Linked DNA regions of Homo sapiens: region 1 is linked to region 2. Evidence: chromatin loops called from intact Hi-C (ENCODE). Cell type or tissue: PC-3. All regions are shown on one strand. Each heading gives the region's core, and the rest is flanking DNA. Links, peaks and the distances in the headings are about the cores only. Region 1 has its middle 200 kb from the start of RBM46. Region 2 has its middle 40 kb from the start of NPY2R.

The links. A loop is a pair of places that touch in the nucleus more often than their neighbours do. Peaks named below come from ENCODE experiments on the same cell type or tissue, not always from the same donor. Only the 100,000 strongest peaks of a DNase experiment are listed, where the experiment ranks them.
Region 1: a loop joins it to region 2, with 4 times the contacts of the local background. A loop is called at or near these places in 1 of 110 quality-filtered maps.

What each region holds. Positions count from the first base shown.
Region 1 is chr4:154,978,301-154,986,643 of GRCh38, reverse strand. No RefSeq gene overlaps it. Among named protein-coding and RNA genes, the nearest start is that of RBM46, 200 kb to the right of the region's middle. In PC-3, for the core only: a CTCF peak has its summit at 3,997 (motif pointing left); a DNase peak (open chromatin) is centred at 3,983.
Region 2 is chr4:155,244,716-155,253,058 of GRCh38, reverse strand. No RefSeq gene overlaps it. Among named protein-coding and RNA genes, the nearest start is that of NPY2R, 40 kb to the right of the region's middle. In PC-3, for the core only: a CTCF peak has its summit at 4,819; DNase peaks (open chromatin) are centred at 3,688 and 4,358; H3K4me3 peaks cover 1,142 bases; H3K27ac peaks cover 2,954 bases.

The sequences.
Region 1 (8,343 bases), core at 222-8,221, 270 kb after region 2:
CATATCGCAGTCTTTTTGCAAAGGAACAATTTCACAGGTCTCTCCCATTATGTTATAAGGAGTACAGTAAGAAAGAATGACATTTGCCTTTCCCAATACCAAATCTGTATTAGTTAGGATTCTTCAGAGAGACAGAACCAATAGGTTATGTATATAGATATGTGAGGGGATTTTTAGGGGAATTGACTCATGTGATTAGGGTGTCTGAGAAGCCCCACAATAGGCCATCAGCAAGCTGGAGACCCTGGGATGCTGGTAGCATGGTCTAGTCAAACCCCAAAGCCTCCGACCCAGGGAAGCTGATTGTGTCGTTCTCATTCTGAGGCCAAAACCTCAGGACATGGGGGACTGCTGATGTAAGTCCTGAAGCCCAAAGGCCAGTGAGCCTGGAGATCTGATCTCCAAGGCACCCAGAAGCAAAGTCTGTCCCAGCTCTCAGAGAGAGACCAATTCACTTTCTGAATTTGTTCTCTCCAAGGCCCCTAGCTGACTGGATGGTGTCCAGCAACACTGAGCGCTGATCTGCCCCTACCTAGTCCACTCAGACTCACACATTCATCTCCTCTGGAACCACCCTCACAGACATGCCCTAAATAGTGCTTTACCAGCTTTCCAGATATCCCTTAATCCAGTCAAAATCGATGACACCTAAAATTAAGTCCACAAGTCCACTTCCTCTCAACTTGGCACCCATAGGCATCTCCTTAAAACGTACTTAATTTCCAAATAAAGACAATAACAATGTAATAGTTCCGTCTAACATGATGCAACTATCCTGCATACCAAGAAAACTGATGGATCACTTCCCTAGAATGTGGCTTTCAGAATTTCCACATTGAGAACACATGGGCATAGAGAGGAGAATAAGCACACACCAGTGCCTGTTGGGGAGTGGGGGTGAGGGGAGAAAGCTTAGAGGGCGGGTCAATAGGTGCAGCAAACCACCATGGCACACGCATACCTATATAAAAAACCTTCACATTCTGCAAATGTATCCCATTTTTTTAGAAGAAATAAAGAAAAAAAAGAATTTCAACATTTGAATTTTAATATTTTGGGATTGTGATTTCCAGAATTTTAGATATTAGGGATTTTAGACTTTAGGGATTTTGATCTTTTGTGATTTCAACATTTGGGATTATGGTGTTTGGGATTGTGTCTTTGGGGTTAGGACTGACCCCAGATGGAAACAATATTCTCTGAGCAGTAAAAGTTGCTGGTGGGTAATGGGTGTCCTTAATTATAATTGAGTGTGTTCCAAGAAAACATGCCTTTTGGTGTCATTCTGATTTTTATTTTCCTCCCCATGTGTATCATGTCAAACAAGTAAAGTAAATTTGACACCAACGTTGCAGAAATAAAATAGGTAATACAATATATCCAGTCCCTGTCCTTACTTTCCACCCTTCAGTCCCTGATATAAGGGACTTTTCACTGACATAGTTCTACAGGCTGATTTCAAAAGTCAAGCTCACTTAGAGTACCATTGGACTTTTATCTGATGAATAATGGTATTGGAAAACATCATTCCGCATCTTTTTCTATGCATGATTGCCATGTAGTGCTCACATTTACTATAACACCTCTTCCAAAATCCTGCTGTTGATACTACCAGGCAAGCCTTTCTAAACAGGATAACTCCTGTTTAGAAATCTAAGTCAAGTGGAGAATATTTTAGAAGTAAAGACGCTCCCAGATCTACTGGCCACTTTCAGGTAGTCTTTAAAGGCCTTCAGGTGGTCCTGATCCTCACACAGTCTGGGCAATCACTGCCCTGCCTCACTTTGCTCAGCACCTTGGAAATGTTTGCTGTGGCAACATTTGCTTCTGGAGCACTTTTCAAGTGTCCACTGCAATAGAATGGAGGACTGTAGAGAGATTTCAGATCTCATGTAAATAGAACATAAGTTCTCTAGATACATTCTCTTCATTCTTCTTCATCCTTCCCATGTTCCCTTTGCTTAGGACTGCCTGAGACTTTATTATAACAATCCCACAAGTGCCTTGAACAGACTATGGGAAGGAGGATGAAGGAAGAAACAGAACATACATACATGTATGAAGTATCAAAAACAAACAGAAAAATAGAAACCTTAAAAAATTGTGTGTGCCAGATACTTTGCGAATTTTATTCCATTTAACACTAAGAGGTGAACTATTATCATCAACCTGATTTTACCTCTGGGGTAAGAACTATTCAGTACATTACAGGGTTATGTAGCTCCCTGAGTTGTAAAATGAGGAACTGGACCAGGCAGTATAAGTTCAGTAACCACATGCTGAACCTCTAAGCTGTCGTGCCACAAAATAGGGCAGGACAGTCAAACCGAGACATTTCAGCACTGGGTGTGAGCTAGGGGAGCAGACACAGACCACCATGGTTTCTCACCCAAGCAGTAAGATGGACTGAGGTTGGGCACCTTCAAGAATCATGGAAGCGTAATAGAGGAGGGAACATCCCTAGTCAGTTCCTGCTTCCAAATCTCAGGTCTGGGGAACAGAGTACATCTTTGCTCCCATTAGTGAAAATAACTTTATTTGAAAAAAAAAAAATCCCTGGTAAATATGGAACCACCGCAGGTGCCCTTCTAAGACTAATGAGCAACAGGACCCATCGGATAGCTCTGTTTCTGGGGAATCACTGCAGGTTGGACCGGAGTAGCAATAAGTACCAGTCAAAACTCAGCAGATGTGATTTCAGCCTCTTTTCTGTGGAGACACTGTGTGCCCAAGTGCAGCACTTAGTACTTCTGTGTTCCGGACCCTGCTCACAGCTGAGAGAACAGTAAATAACATAATGATTTATTAAAAACAGACACGTGAAGAAGTCACTCAATTCTTCAGGCATGTTAGGAGGGAATGGATTTACTTAGGAAGAGAAAGGAATTAATACCTGGAACATGTGTGTCAGGCCAGTCCCAATTTGGGGAGAAGTTAGAAAAATCTCACTTGACCAAAGGACTCTTCAAAATGTAACTTTGAAGATGTAATGGTTATTAAATTAAAATGCACTATTTTTGTGCATGCCTTTTATGTACCACAGCAACTCATTTCCTTTAATGTTCAAGCACTATTGTTACAACACATCTTGACTAGAATTTCTGTGGCCCTTGTGCCAGAAATACTCATGACACAAAAGGTCTGGGTTATTCACGGCCATCACAATTCTTTTGGTTACCATTTCTATTCCGAAACGCAGGAAAATTCCCCTTTCAACGTCCCAGGACACAGACACCCATTTTTCAGAATGCAAAACATAATACAGCAGAGAAGAGGCTTATTGGAATAGAAGAGAGAAGAGAGCAGGGGAAGAGAAAACCCTTTTGTAGACATTCCCTTAATGAACTGTAAAATCTGAAAAAAAGTGCAGATACAATAAAATTATATCTAATCATGAACATGCCTGATGTAAAATACTACTTTTTTCTTTTTTGCTATTTTTACAGGGTCATTTTCCAGTTTACAGAGAACAATACCCAGAAGTGTCAACACACTTGTTCTGCCCTCCCCTTTCCTTCATTTTCCCTTACTTTTCTTTTGCTCCTGCACGTCACCTCACTCCACTCGCTCTAGGCCCTTGGTTCATTTCTGCATCCAACCTTGTGGCCAAACCTGGTGAAATCCCCTCGTGGTCCTGTCCTGGGAGGGCCAAAACTGGCAGAACTTTACATTCTTTATGGTAGACTATCAAAAACAAAAAAGCTTTTCTTATGATATTGTCTCTCAAAATAGCCCCAATGAATATGTATGCTAAAATTAGTACTCACTTTCCATCAAAAATAAGACAGAGAAGAAACAAAAAGGTAAAGGGACAAAGACCACATAACCAAGAAAAGCAGCATCAACACAAAGTCCCATAACTTCCCACAGCCCGCGCCTCGGTGCCCTTCAATGAGGATTTCCAAATGTCCCTTGATGAGAAACTGTTTTCAAACCTGCATCCTCTGGGCTCAAGTTCCTCGCCTCCAAAAAGTCTGCTGCACTGCCCTCTGCTGGAACATCAGTTCACCATGCTGGGATTCTCAGGTACCTGCGCTCTCTCAGTAACAATCTCTGCCCTTTCCAGTGGGCACAACTTGACCAGAAGTGCCACCCTTTGTAGGAACACTTAGCCGTTTAAGGTTGAGCTACTCATGATTATCAGAAGCTCATGTAAAATGGGGTCTCCGTGAGTCCTTATTTGGGGAATGGTCAGAGGAAGCAGGGCTGAGGAAGGGGAGAGAATGAGACAGGGAAGGAGGAAAAGCCAGTACAAGGGCGTGTCATCAAGGGGCTGCAGTGGGCAAAGGTGCTTGATTCCACAGGATCTCAGAGAAGCACATGGACTCTCACCCCGCATTGGTCAAGGGTTGCCCCACAGAATAATCTTCTCTGCACTTCAGGACCCCTCTTGTGAGCAAGAGCTGATCTACCTCCCTTGACTTTGGAGAAAGCTCTGAGGCAGAGATACAAGAGGAAATCAACTAAATTGACTATATCAAACACGTTCCTATGTACCCATACCCCACAAAAAAAAAGAAGTGTGTGCCATAAAATGTGAAAAGACTCATAATTTTGTTTCTGAAATTACTATCCAGTTGAGATTGCAATTTTTGTTATCTTCTTTTATTCATTTTTAACTGAAACATAATAAATGTGTATACACAATTACGAGATACAATGTGATGTTTTGATCTATGTATACAGTGGGAAGATTCAATCAAGCTAATTAACTATCCATTACCCCACCAATTTATCATCTTTTTGTGGTGAGAATGTTAAAATTTATTAGCAATTTTGAAATATAGAAAACATGATTATTAACCGTGGTCAATTTTGATATTGTAACTTCTATTTTATGTTTTTAAATTGATTTTCTAAGTCTTAAATATTTTTAAGGTTTCAAATATTTTAGCCAAATAGATAAAACAGCTCTGAAAACCCCTCAAAAACGGTTAAGTAGGAACAAAAGCTACCACTCTATCTCACCCTTTAACAGTTGCAGACAGATACTAAGAATTCAAATTCTCTGAAACTGGTAATACACACCCTAACAACAGGCAGCAACCATTCCCAGTGCTAGCAGACATGGAACAAGAACGCTGTAGGGCAGGAAGAAAATGATCAGAGAAATAAAATAACAAAAGTAGGATAGAATAAAGGACAGGCCAGGAAAGAGATATTTCTATCAATTTTACCTGGTGAAGACTCAATAATTTTCTGGTAAAATGAAATTATAAACAACCATAGATGATTGATATAATTATCATAATCCATTTAACTATTTTCTTAACCGTTCAAAATTCTGATTCTTAAATGTTGGTTTATGTTTCCAAATTAATTTTTGGGCTTTCTTTCTTTTTTTATTTTTTAATTTTTTTTTGACGGAGTCTCGTTCTTTCACCCAGGCTGGAGTAAAATGGCACCATCTAAGCTCACTGCAACCTCTGCCCCCCAGCTTCAAGTGATTCTCCTGCCTCAGCCTCCTGAGTAGCTGGAATTACAGGCACCCACCACCATGGCCGGCTAATTTTTGTATTTTTAGTAGAGACAGGTTTCACCATGTTGGCCAGGCTGGTCTTGAACTCCTGACCTCAGGTGACCCGCCCACCTTGGCTTCCCAAAGTGCTGGGATTACAGGCATGAGCCACTGCACCCAGCCTGGGTTTTCTTTATAAAGAAGGATTCAAAGTCAGGAACCCTTCCAGGCACTGATAAAGAAAACTAACAACTTTAAAAGTGTGTTCTTCAGAATAATGAGCAAGAAAAGCTTTTGTCTGCTTCTCTTTTATAATATACTCATACTGAGGACCTAGCTGTCTCTTTTATTCTCTGGTTTACAGGTTTCTCCAACAGTATTTCTCATTCTCTACCATCTCCAGTAGAGGTTGAGAGGATCATTAACCATCTTTAAATAAATAAATCACCAGTGGTACACATGTGAAAAGAGCCTTAGCTGCATACACGTGTCTGCATTTTAGAAGTCTGTCCTTGAGATTCTGATTAAATTCATATTTGAAACTGCTCTTTATTTCATCTGTCCTTGGACACTTAACCATTGAAGAGATAATATCTCTTCCAAAAAAATAAAAGTCTGATAAAATGGAGAATCATTTTTAAAACTGCTATCTACACAGACTTTGAAGGTATAAATAAACATTCATTCACCAATATTTTCATATTAGGCCAAATTTCTTCTTCTAGTTTATCACATCACTAACAGAGCCTACCATGTCAAGGTTCATTTTTCTTTAAATAGTAGTGAGAACTTAAAAGATGATGAAGCAATCTAAAGATAGAATCCATTTGGTTTTTAAAATTATTTTTCTCCCAAATCTGTTGCAACTTTCTCACTGACACCAATTTGACAGCAATTGAGGGCTGGGAAATATCTGACTTCTAAAATTTTGTCCATTCCTTTTTCTCTTTTATTTCTGCCAATTCAATTCCATCTACTTCACAAAATCCAGTTTAAAACTTACTTCCTCAAGTGTTTGCATAGATCTCTTCATTACTTGTTTCTCCTTCAATATGTTTGCACCGTGTTGCTCTGAATTCCACCAGTCTGTTGTTTTGTATATGTTCTTGTTTTATGTATGCATGTTTTTTTTCCCTAGCACATCGGGTTTTTCAAGATAGCAATGGACAATATGCACCAAGAAAGCATTTTGGACTGCTGGTCATGACACTTGTGAGGGGCAATATTGACTTGGTAGGTCCACTCATGATTTTCCTTTAATAAAATTAAATAGAATAGGAAATATCAGAGTGGAACACAAGTAGTAAGTACATGAATGATTTCATAAAAGTGTTTTTTAGTTTTATATGCCTGTGCATGATTGTGTAAACTATATCACAGTATATATTTTGTGAGTTACAGAGGAAAAATTTAAAAGCCACCAACTTAGGGCATTGATGCTCAAATAGTTTTTAGCCAGCAAATGCTTGTTGGTAGCCTTTTAAAAATTACTGCTCAATATAAAAATTTAATTTCTTCATCTGCATTGTTTATAAAATATTAATATATCCAAATATATTTATCAATATTATTTTTTCTAGCTACTGTAGATACAATAGAGGGAAAAAAAACCTCAGTTCTTTTCTTCATAGAGTCTATACAGAAGTGGAAAGAACAGGCAAAAAGGAAATTTTAATTCCATATATAATATGGCACAAAATCAGGAAGCCATGAGAGCATAAAGTGCTCCTAACTCTGTCTCCCAGGAATTGGTTTTTAACAATCTTAAATCTTTAGAAAATCCTAATCTGTAAGAATGTCAGATTTTTAGCCAAGAATCCATTCTATGTGAAGACCAAGCATCATGTCAGGATACACACTGGGAACTCAATTTGGACTAACTAGCCTAGCAGTCAGGTTCCAAATTGTTGAAGGTTTCATGACCTACTCACTCTTCTCCACTCACTTTTTTCTGAAGACAAAAAAGAAATGGCCGGGCATGGTGGCTCATGTCTGTAATCCCAGCACTTTGGGAGGCCAAGGCGGGCAGATCACAAGGTCAGGAGTTCAAGACCAGCCTGGCCAACATGGTGAAACTCTGTCTGTACTAAAAATACAAAAATTAGCTGGGCATAGTGGCACGCACCTGTAATCCCAGCTACTCAGGAGGCTGAGGCAGGAGAATTGCTTGAACCAGGACTCGGGAGGTGGAGGTTGCAGTGAGCTGAGATCACATCACTGCACTCCAGCCTGGGCTACAGAGCGAGACTCAGTTCAGAACACAGTTGTATTGTATTATAGATGCTGTCTCAAGTCAGCCCCAGGAAGCAGACTGACATTTATGTGCAAAATGGTAATCAGGTAGCAGTCTCAGGACCAGCACCTGTGAGGGAGGACAGAAACTGGTTTAGATAGAAAAAGAGGTTACACTGTACGGGCTCAACCAATCCACCAGGTGCTCTAGAGCTGGGACAGACACCAGGGCCTGTCATGGGGCTGGGGGAGGGGTGAGGGATAGCATTAGGAGATACACCTAATGTAAATGATGAGTTAATGGGTACAGCACACCAACATGGCACATGTATACATACGTAACAAAGCTGCACGTTGTGCACATGTACCCTAGAACTTAAAGTATAATTAAAAAAAAAATTCCCCACAGTAAGAATTTCCCCACTGTGTACACAGTGTCTTGGCTTGTATACACCTCTGTCATTAACAATCAGGCACTGAATGTGGGCTATTCCCAGGAAGGAACTGTAACTTTGGTTGATGATGTCTTAATCCTTGGGCAGTTTCCTGAAAGTGACACAGCCGTGAGCTGTCAACAACAAATCTTCTAGGGGCTGGGGATAGGAGGGCCTTCTCCCTGAAGAAGAATGTGGGTGGCACACCACAGTGTCCAC
Region 2 (8,343 bases), core at 46-8,045:
TTTTCTTTTTATTATGATTTTCTCAATAAAATATTTTCTTTAGCTTACTTTATTGTAATATAAAGTATATAATAAATACAACAAACAAAATACATGTTAATCAACTGTCTTATGTTATAGGTAAGGTTTCTGATGGACAGCAGGCTATTAGTAGTTAACTTTTGGGGGAGTCAAAAGTTTATGCACAGATTTTCAACTGTACAGGGGTTGGCAACCCTAACCCTTGCATTGTTCAAGGGTCAACTGTACTTGCACACATTTCTTTTTCCTCCTTTAAATTTCACTAATAGAAGATTTGTTCTTATTATAGATCTTAGTAAACTCAGCATCTGAATTTTTTTCTTTCCTCATTAAGTCAATAATTTTCACCTTTTTACTTAGAGGAAGCACTGTATTGCTTCTTTTTGGCATGTGCAAATTCATGTTTTGGGTGGGACAGGGTAGGATGGTAAATGATTTCATCACACCAGGCAGAATAGTCTGCAATTTAAACCTCATAAATTGTTTATTTCTGAAATTTTCCACTCAACATTTTCAGACTGCCATTGACTGTGTGTAACTGAAACCAGGGAAAGTGAAACTGAAGATAAGGGAGAAATACTCTACAAATATCTCTTCGAGATACTGATTTCAAATCTTTTGGACAAAGACTCAGAAGTGGGATTGCTGGATGATATGGTAGCTCTGTTTTTAATTTTTTGAGGAAGTGTCATGCTGTTTGCCATAGTGGCTGCACCGTTTTCCATTTCTATCACCAGTGTACAAGGGTTCCCATTTCTCCACATTCTCACCAATATTTGTTATCTTTTGTCTTTTTAATAATAGCTATCCTAACAGATGTGAGACGATATGTCATTGTGGGTTTGATTGCCATTTCCCCGGTGATTAGTAAAATAGACTTTTAATGCACTTTCAAGACATTAGCTCCTCAGCAATGGGGTCTCCTTGTGGACCAAGTCCTTCTGGTGTTCAATATTCTTATAAAGGCATGGTTCTTGTACAGACAGCAGAAGCATTAGCAAAGTGTTTTAACATTTATCTGCATATCTGGAAGCCACATTTTGAAGATTATCCAAACAAGGGTAAGAACTGGGCAAAGAGAATAATAAATGTCTTCTCCATTGATAGGCCACACAAGTCTACATGCTGATCACCTGTCAAGAAAATAGTATAAATTAAGCAAAAAAGATGCTAATTGGAGCCCCAGTCCCATACAGCAGATCATTTTCTTTTAAGTGTCCAGGGAACATGCAGAACAAAGCTGGAGTTGGTAGTATAAGTCACTGGGCAAGGCAAAGCTGTAAGAGGTGTATCCTCCGGTAACCAAACCAAAGCATAATGTCCCTAGAGCTAAGCTGGCATAATTATTCATAAATTCAAATACAAGTTTCTAATTTTTCTGAAAAATGAGTTTGAATTGTGCCTTCTGGGAACTTGGTGTGTGGGAGGAAGTAACAGATCGTGAATAACCTAGCATTTATTGCAAACAAATATGGTCATTTAAAATGTCATCTCCTTGTAATAGCCAAGGGCAAAACACCAGAAATTAACTCAGCAAAAACATTTATGCAGAAGGTAAGTTTATGTGGGCTGTGTTTAGCTTTATACACCGAATTCAAACTTGGTTAGTACCTAGGAATCATAGCAGAATGGCCAGTCTTAAGGTAGCTTCCTTAGACATAAAATTATGGACATCAGAATTTTTTTTCTTGGATGCTTTACAATTATCAGCTCAAGGCTGGTCCCTCCAGTAAATAACCACTTCAATTATTGCATATGATAAAATAATTAAATAATAAAGAATAGTAATGAGAACAGAAAAAAGTAATTCTTGCACATACCATGTGCCAAGTACTATTTTAAGTCCTTCACATGTATTAACTGATCTAATCCTAATGACAAACTAGGGAAGTGCTGGTATTATTTTCTTTTTATGGAGAGTTTCATATTTTCCCAGTGTCACAAATTTTCTGAGGGGTGAAGTTAAAGTTCAAATACAGAATTCTTCCTCTGCATTCTATGCCATTAACCATTGTGGTTTATTCTCTCTCTCCCTCTCTTTTTCTCTCTCTCTCTCTCCAGTCTAAATTATCCATTAGACTAAATAGTCAGTGAAGCCTGACAGTCTGTTAAGCAGGTTTAAACACATTTTGCATGTGGGGTTTGGTCAATTTTAAAACCAAAACTAATGTACAAATTAACTGTGAACAAACAATGATGCCAAGGAAATTCATATTAATAATATTAATTTAATCTAAGATATGATATTATTTTGCCAAATTTAAAATTAAAGTTGGTTTTAATAGTGGAATGATGTAACTAAGTTCACTTTTATATTAAATTAGTTTCTGAATTGCCCTTTAACAATATTCATGTAAAGACCGACTATTTGCATGAGCATGTTACTAAAAATTGGTAGAGTTATATTCAAGTTTATTTTCTAGATCATTTGCTGATCTTTTTGAAGCATAGGGTGAAGCACTAGATTAAGTTTCAGAAGTACCATTTCAGTTTTTGTAGTTTGTGAATGTATATATGTTGGGTATTACACAGAACCGCAAGTATGGAGTTTATAATCCCTGACTTCCAGAAGACTTTCCTAGTATCTAAATTATAAGAGAAAAGAAAGGGACAAGGGATAGGAACTGGGGTAGGGCCATGCAGGCGGACAGAGGGCTAACATAATCACATGCCATGAAAGAGGAAGAGGAGGAGTGATGGATGTCTGGTGGGTAACCAAGAGTGTCAACAGTATATAAAGCAATTATTGAAATCAAGAACAAAATAAGCCTTCATTGCTTAAACATGTATTATCAATGAACTGCTTTAGTCTTTCTTCTATCTACAAATGTGGGATCTCCCAAATACATTCTCACATAATGTGAATATGGTCCTGACTGCCAGAATGCAGGTTGTCTTCTGTTTGTTGTTTAATTGGGCATGTCTTTACTACCAAGAATGAGTGAGGACAAATTATTTTATTGCTTATATCTATTTGAACTTTTAAAAACATTTCATTTGCACAAAGTATTGTGGTAATAGTCTTAACATAGAGCAGCCACATTTGATATAAATAAATACAAATAAATTTTCTGGTAGTTTTAGGTTACAAAACAATCTTAATGATTCCAGATATGCTTATAATACACTTAAAAAATTTTTATAATAAAAAATGTAAAAATTATCATAAAATACTGGACTTACTGGAACATTTTCAGAAAATCCCAGTACAGTTTGAGAAATAAGCTGTGGTAAGAGACATTACGGAACAATACTTCAGGATTCCAACACCCCATACTGCACTGTGATGGCAGAAGCAAAAATCAAAAATAAAACTGGCTAAACAGAGAATTCCCATTTATTGGAGAAGAACTGAGTGAGGATAAACTGAAAAGTTTAAGGGAAAAAATAAACCTAAACAAGACTTTTCTTCTTAGCTTCATGCACTCAAAATGACAGTAGTGTTGAAGAGCTGTTTTGCCTACAGTGACCTATGTATCCTATTCATGCAGATATGGTACGATGATTTCTCCTGACAACACATTTCTAAATGATTATTTTCCTAGACATAATTTTAAATGGATTATGTTATTTACATAAGCGTTGGAAATGTTTGCTCAAGAGCAAATGGCTTTCCTTGCTCTTTACAGTGAATCAGAAGTAACTCACCTAACCCTTCACTTAAATAGCTCATGGGTAACTCCAGACGAGACAATTGGAAAGGGTACAGGAAGACCGGGATGGTGGTGTAGTCACCTCTCACCCTAGTTCTTTGCCTTTAGCCTTCCTAATTGTGAGTGGTGGCTGTGATTACCACTGACTGTGTTAGCACGGCAGACAGAGCATGCCAGCGACAAAGGCTTGTGCCTCATTACTCTGAAAGCAGATTAGGAGGATTAATGTGCTTTGGCTTCACTATGAGAGTTTTTCGTTTTTAACACATGTTCTGAATACAAAGAACCCACTTTTTGGTTGCCTTAGATCTCCTGAGAGTTGGATCCTCTGTTTTAGAAGGTCTGCCATAAACGAAAAAGCACCTATATGAGTTGAAGTGACCAATACTCATCCCAAATGACTTCTTTGCAACTACAGGTGTATTAAGCAGTGGGGAAATCTGGATGCTTGAATTATAACTGTGAAAATAGCTTTTGTTGGTAAAAGTACTAAAGGTCACTGGAGCCTTACATTTTGAAAGATAATATTTTACCCTGGCTTTTATATTGGCACTACGATGCCAAGGCAGGGACTTGTGGTCAGTCTGGCACAGGATATCAGAAGTCCTGCCAGAAACATTTTTCACATCCTTTGATGAAATACTGCATTTTACATGAATCATGGTGCCTCCTGTTCAAATCTGAAGCAATGGCTTGTCAAAAAATTCTCATAAATTCGTGAGTACGCATGCGAGAGCAAAAGAAAGAGGATTCTGTGTGCCCTTTCTGAGTGGCAGAGAAGTCAATGAACATTTAGGAAATGACTATGTAAGAGTAATGAACCGTTTGGGAAATGCGGACTGAGACTACTCAGCCAAGACCTACGATTAGGGCTAACACAACATCCCTGTGGCTTTATTAACCCCAAAATGGATCTAATACAAGCTCAATGTGGTCAAGTGCCTGCTCACTGCTGCTTCCCCCACTCATGAATTTAAAATGACTTGCAGCCCCTGTACTTTTCAGTTCTGATAAATGTCCATAATGGGAATTCACACAGTTTAATTGCCATTCACCCTACCGAAAATATAATGCCTTAAAGACTGATGGTGAAATTAGCCTAGGTCACAAAGTTTCTGACTGATTCTGCCTGAGATAATTAGTGGTGGCTCCAGTTCTTCGCCACAGGTGGCCCTGTTGCACTCTTATGTGTAAGAAAAGGAGGATCTGCTCACAATAGCATGCTTGTGGGAAGCAAGCAGTTCTTTGAATGACTAGAGATTGACTCTTTATACTTTAAAAATGCCTTAAGGTTGGTAGTTTCAAAGTAAAGTGGCCTGGAAGGATTTTATTGCTTTGGTCAGTGTAAAATCAAGAATATAAATTAGTAAGCCTGTAATTTAATGTTCTCTTGCTTTAACTAGTTCACAGGCACACTGAGAGCTGAAAATCTCATTTGTTTGTAATGAATCTGTACTGTAAAATTATTTTGGAGATGAAACATAGATGTTCTATAGAATTATATAACTTTAAACTTTAGCATTACTATTGTTTTATCTAAAACATTAATCCTTTTCTGCCTTTTTTTTTTTTTTTTTTTTGAGATGGGATCTTACTCTGTTGCCTGGGCTGCAGTGCAGTGGCCCAGTGGCCCAATCTCGGATCACTGCAACCTCCACGTTCTGGGTTCAAGCGATTCTCCTGCCTCAACCTCCTGAGTATCTGGGATTACAGGCACTCACCACCACACCTGGCTAATTTTTTTATATTTTTAGTAGAGATGGGGTTTCCCCATGTTGGCCAGGCTGGCCTCAAACTCCTGACTCCTGACTCCTGGAAATGCCTGGATGCCCAGGCAGAAGTTTGCTGCAGGGGTGGGGCGCTCACAGAGAATCTCTGTTACGGCAGTGCAGAATGGAAATGTGGGGTTGAAGCCCCCATACTGAGTCCCTACTGGGGAACTGCGTAGTGGAGCTGTGAGAAAAGGGCCACTGTCCTCCAAATCCCAGAATGGTAGATCCACCGACAGATTGTACCATTCACCTGAAAAAGCCATAGACACTAAACGCCAGCCCATGAAAGCAGCCTGGAGGGTGGCTGTACCCTGTAAAGCCACAGGGGTGGAGCTGCCCAAGACCATGGGAACCTACCTCTTGCATCAGCATGACTTGGATGTGAGACCTGGCGTCAAAGAAGATCATTTTGGAGCTTTAAAATTCGACTGCCCCACTGGATTTTAGACTTGCAAGGGCCCTGTAATTACTTTGTTTTGGCCAATTTCTCCCATTTGGATGGCTGTATTTATCCAATACCTGTACCCCCATTATATCTAGGAAGTAACTAGCTTGCTTTTGATTTTACAGGCTCATAGGTGGAAGGGACTTGCCTTGTCTCAGATGAGACTTTGGACTGTGTGTGGACTTTTGGGTTAATGCTGAAATTAGTTAAGACTTTGGGGGACTGTTAGGAAGGCATGATTGGTTTTGAAATGTGAGGACATGAGATTTGGAGGGGCCAGGAGCAGAATGATATGGTTTGGCCATGTGACCCCACCCAAATCTCATCTTGAATTGTACTCCCATACTTCCCATGTGTTGTGGGAGGGACCGGTGAGAGATAATTTGACTCATGGGTGCGGATCCCCCATACTGTTCTCATGGTAGTGAATGAATCTCGTGAGATCTGATGGTTTTATCAGGAGTTTCCGCTTTTGCATCGTCCTCATTTTCTCTTGCTGCTGCCATGTAAGATGTCCCTTTCACCTCCCGCCATGATTCTGAGGCCTCCTCAGCCATGTAGAACTATAAGTCTAATTAAGCCTCTTTTTCTTCCCAGTCTCGGGTATGTCTTTATCAGCAGTGTGAAAATGGACTAATACACATATACAACCGGAATGCTATTTATTTTGGCCAAGAAGAATGAGCACTTGTTTTGATAATATAAAGTCCTGAAACATGTGCCTACAAAACAAATTATTTTAAGTTAATCAGGTATATTGTGCAAATTGAAGTATTCTAAAAAGGAACGGATACATTATCTAAGCTGAAAGAGGGGAACAAAAATCAGGCAGTAAATGAGCAACTTGGTAAAAATCACAATTCAGAGTGATTAATGGTATGTTCTTTTGGAGTCAAATTTGTCTGGCTTAAATATCAGCTGGATAACTTTGGGGAACTTACTTAAGAGTTCTCCAAAGACCTAGAGAGACATCTCTAAGTCTCAATTTCTCCATCTTTAAAATTAGACAATAATTTTTACTGTATAAGTTTTTATAAAGATGAAATGAATTTTATAAAGAATGTAGCTCAGAATTCTACAGGTAGTGAATTTTGATAATTGGTACCCATGAGATTTACTCAGTCAAAATTAATTTGACAAATATTTATTGAGGTCCATTGTGTGCCAGACATGATTTACTTACTATGTAGCAATACACTGGTGGGCAAAAGCAAGCATAGTCCTAACTCTCTCAGAGCTCCCCAGTTCAGCAGGGAAAATTCTTTAATCAAATGATCTCACAAGTAAATTTATAATAAAATTACAACTGCAAAAAGTACATGGCACCATAAAAGAATTTAACAGGGAAATTAAATTAATTAAAGATACTAGTGAAGGTTTCCTCGAGAAAGTGACAATTCAACTGAAATATAAAGGAAAAATAGAAATAAGATACAGAGAAAGATTTTTCCAGGCAGCATTTATGAAGCCACATGAGATGAGGAAACACTGCTCATTAAGAGAGTGAAAAAAGCCATTGCTGTAGAACTGCTAAGTGTGAGGGAGGAACAAAGAGTTGAGGTGAAGATGTCATAGAAGGGGTTGCTTGTATCTTGCATGGGCTTAGAGTTTTAAATGGAGCAGGATCATGAACATACCCAATTGAAAAGATGACCCTCACTGCAATGAGAAGAATGGATTGGAGAGCAGCATGAGTGGACATGTGTAAGCCAATAGGAGGCCAGTTTAGGAGTTTAGGCAAGAGAGAGTGGCAGTTTGAGCTAGGGTAACAATAGTGGAAATGGAGATGAGATACTGGATTTGAGTTCATAAGTACAGGACTTGAAGTTCAATTTAATATGGCTTTATTGCGAAATGCCTGGGACACTATCCCTTATCCCTTCTCTCTTTCTTTTCTAAATGTCTATTTCATACCTTCTCTTTTTTTCAACGCTCTTCCTCCTCCGTTCTCACTCTCAGATAAAGACCTTGTTCCAGAGTCACTGAAGAAACGGAAGCAATCAGAAGAAAAGTTCTGGATGCCTCAAACTGCACCTACCAGCCTCTGCACCCTCTTACACTGTCCCCTGCTCTGACTGTGGTTTGACTACACAAGCCTGTCTCAAGCTAGTTCTTGCATATGTGCACCGGATCCCACCATCACTCAATTTCTCCAGCAATTCTCTTCTCTTTCTGTCTTTCCTCCCCCTCTGTCTCTCACACCATTCTCCTTAGTGTACAAATATGCCCTTTTTCTCTCATTAAAAGAACGCTCTTGATCCTGTTTTGTCCAATAGCGCTTTTCCATTGTTTTGCTTGATTTTAAGCAAAATTCCCCCAAAGAGTTATTTGTAGTTTTTCTCCAATTCTCCCACTTCTATTGTCTCTTTAAGCCCACTCCAAACCAGCACCATTCTACCAAAACTATAAAATACTGTAACCAACAAGGTTTAGTCATGCACAAATTTGTATG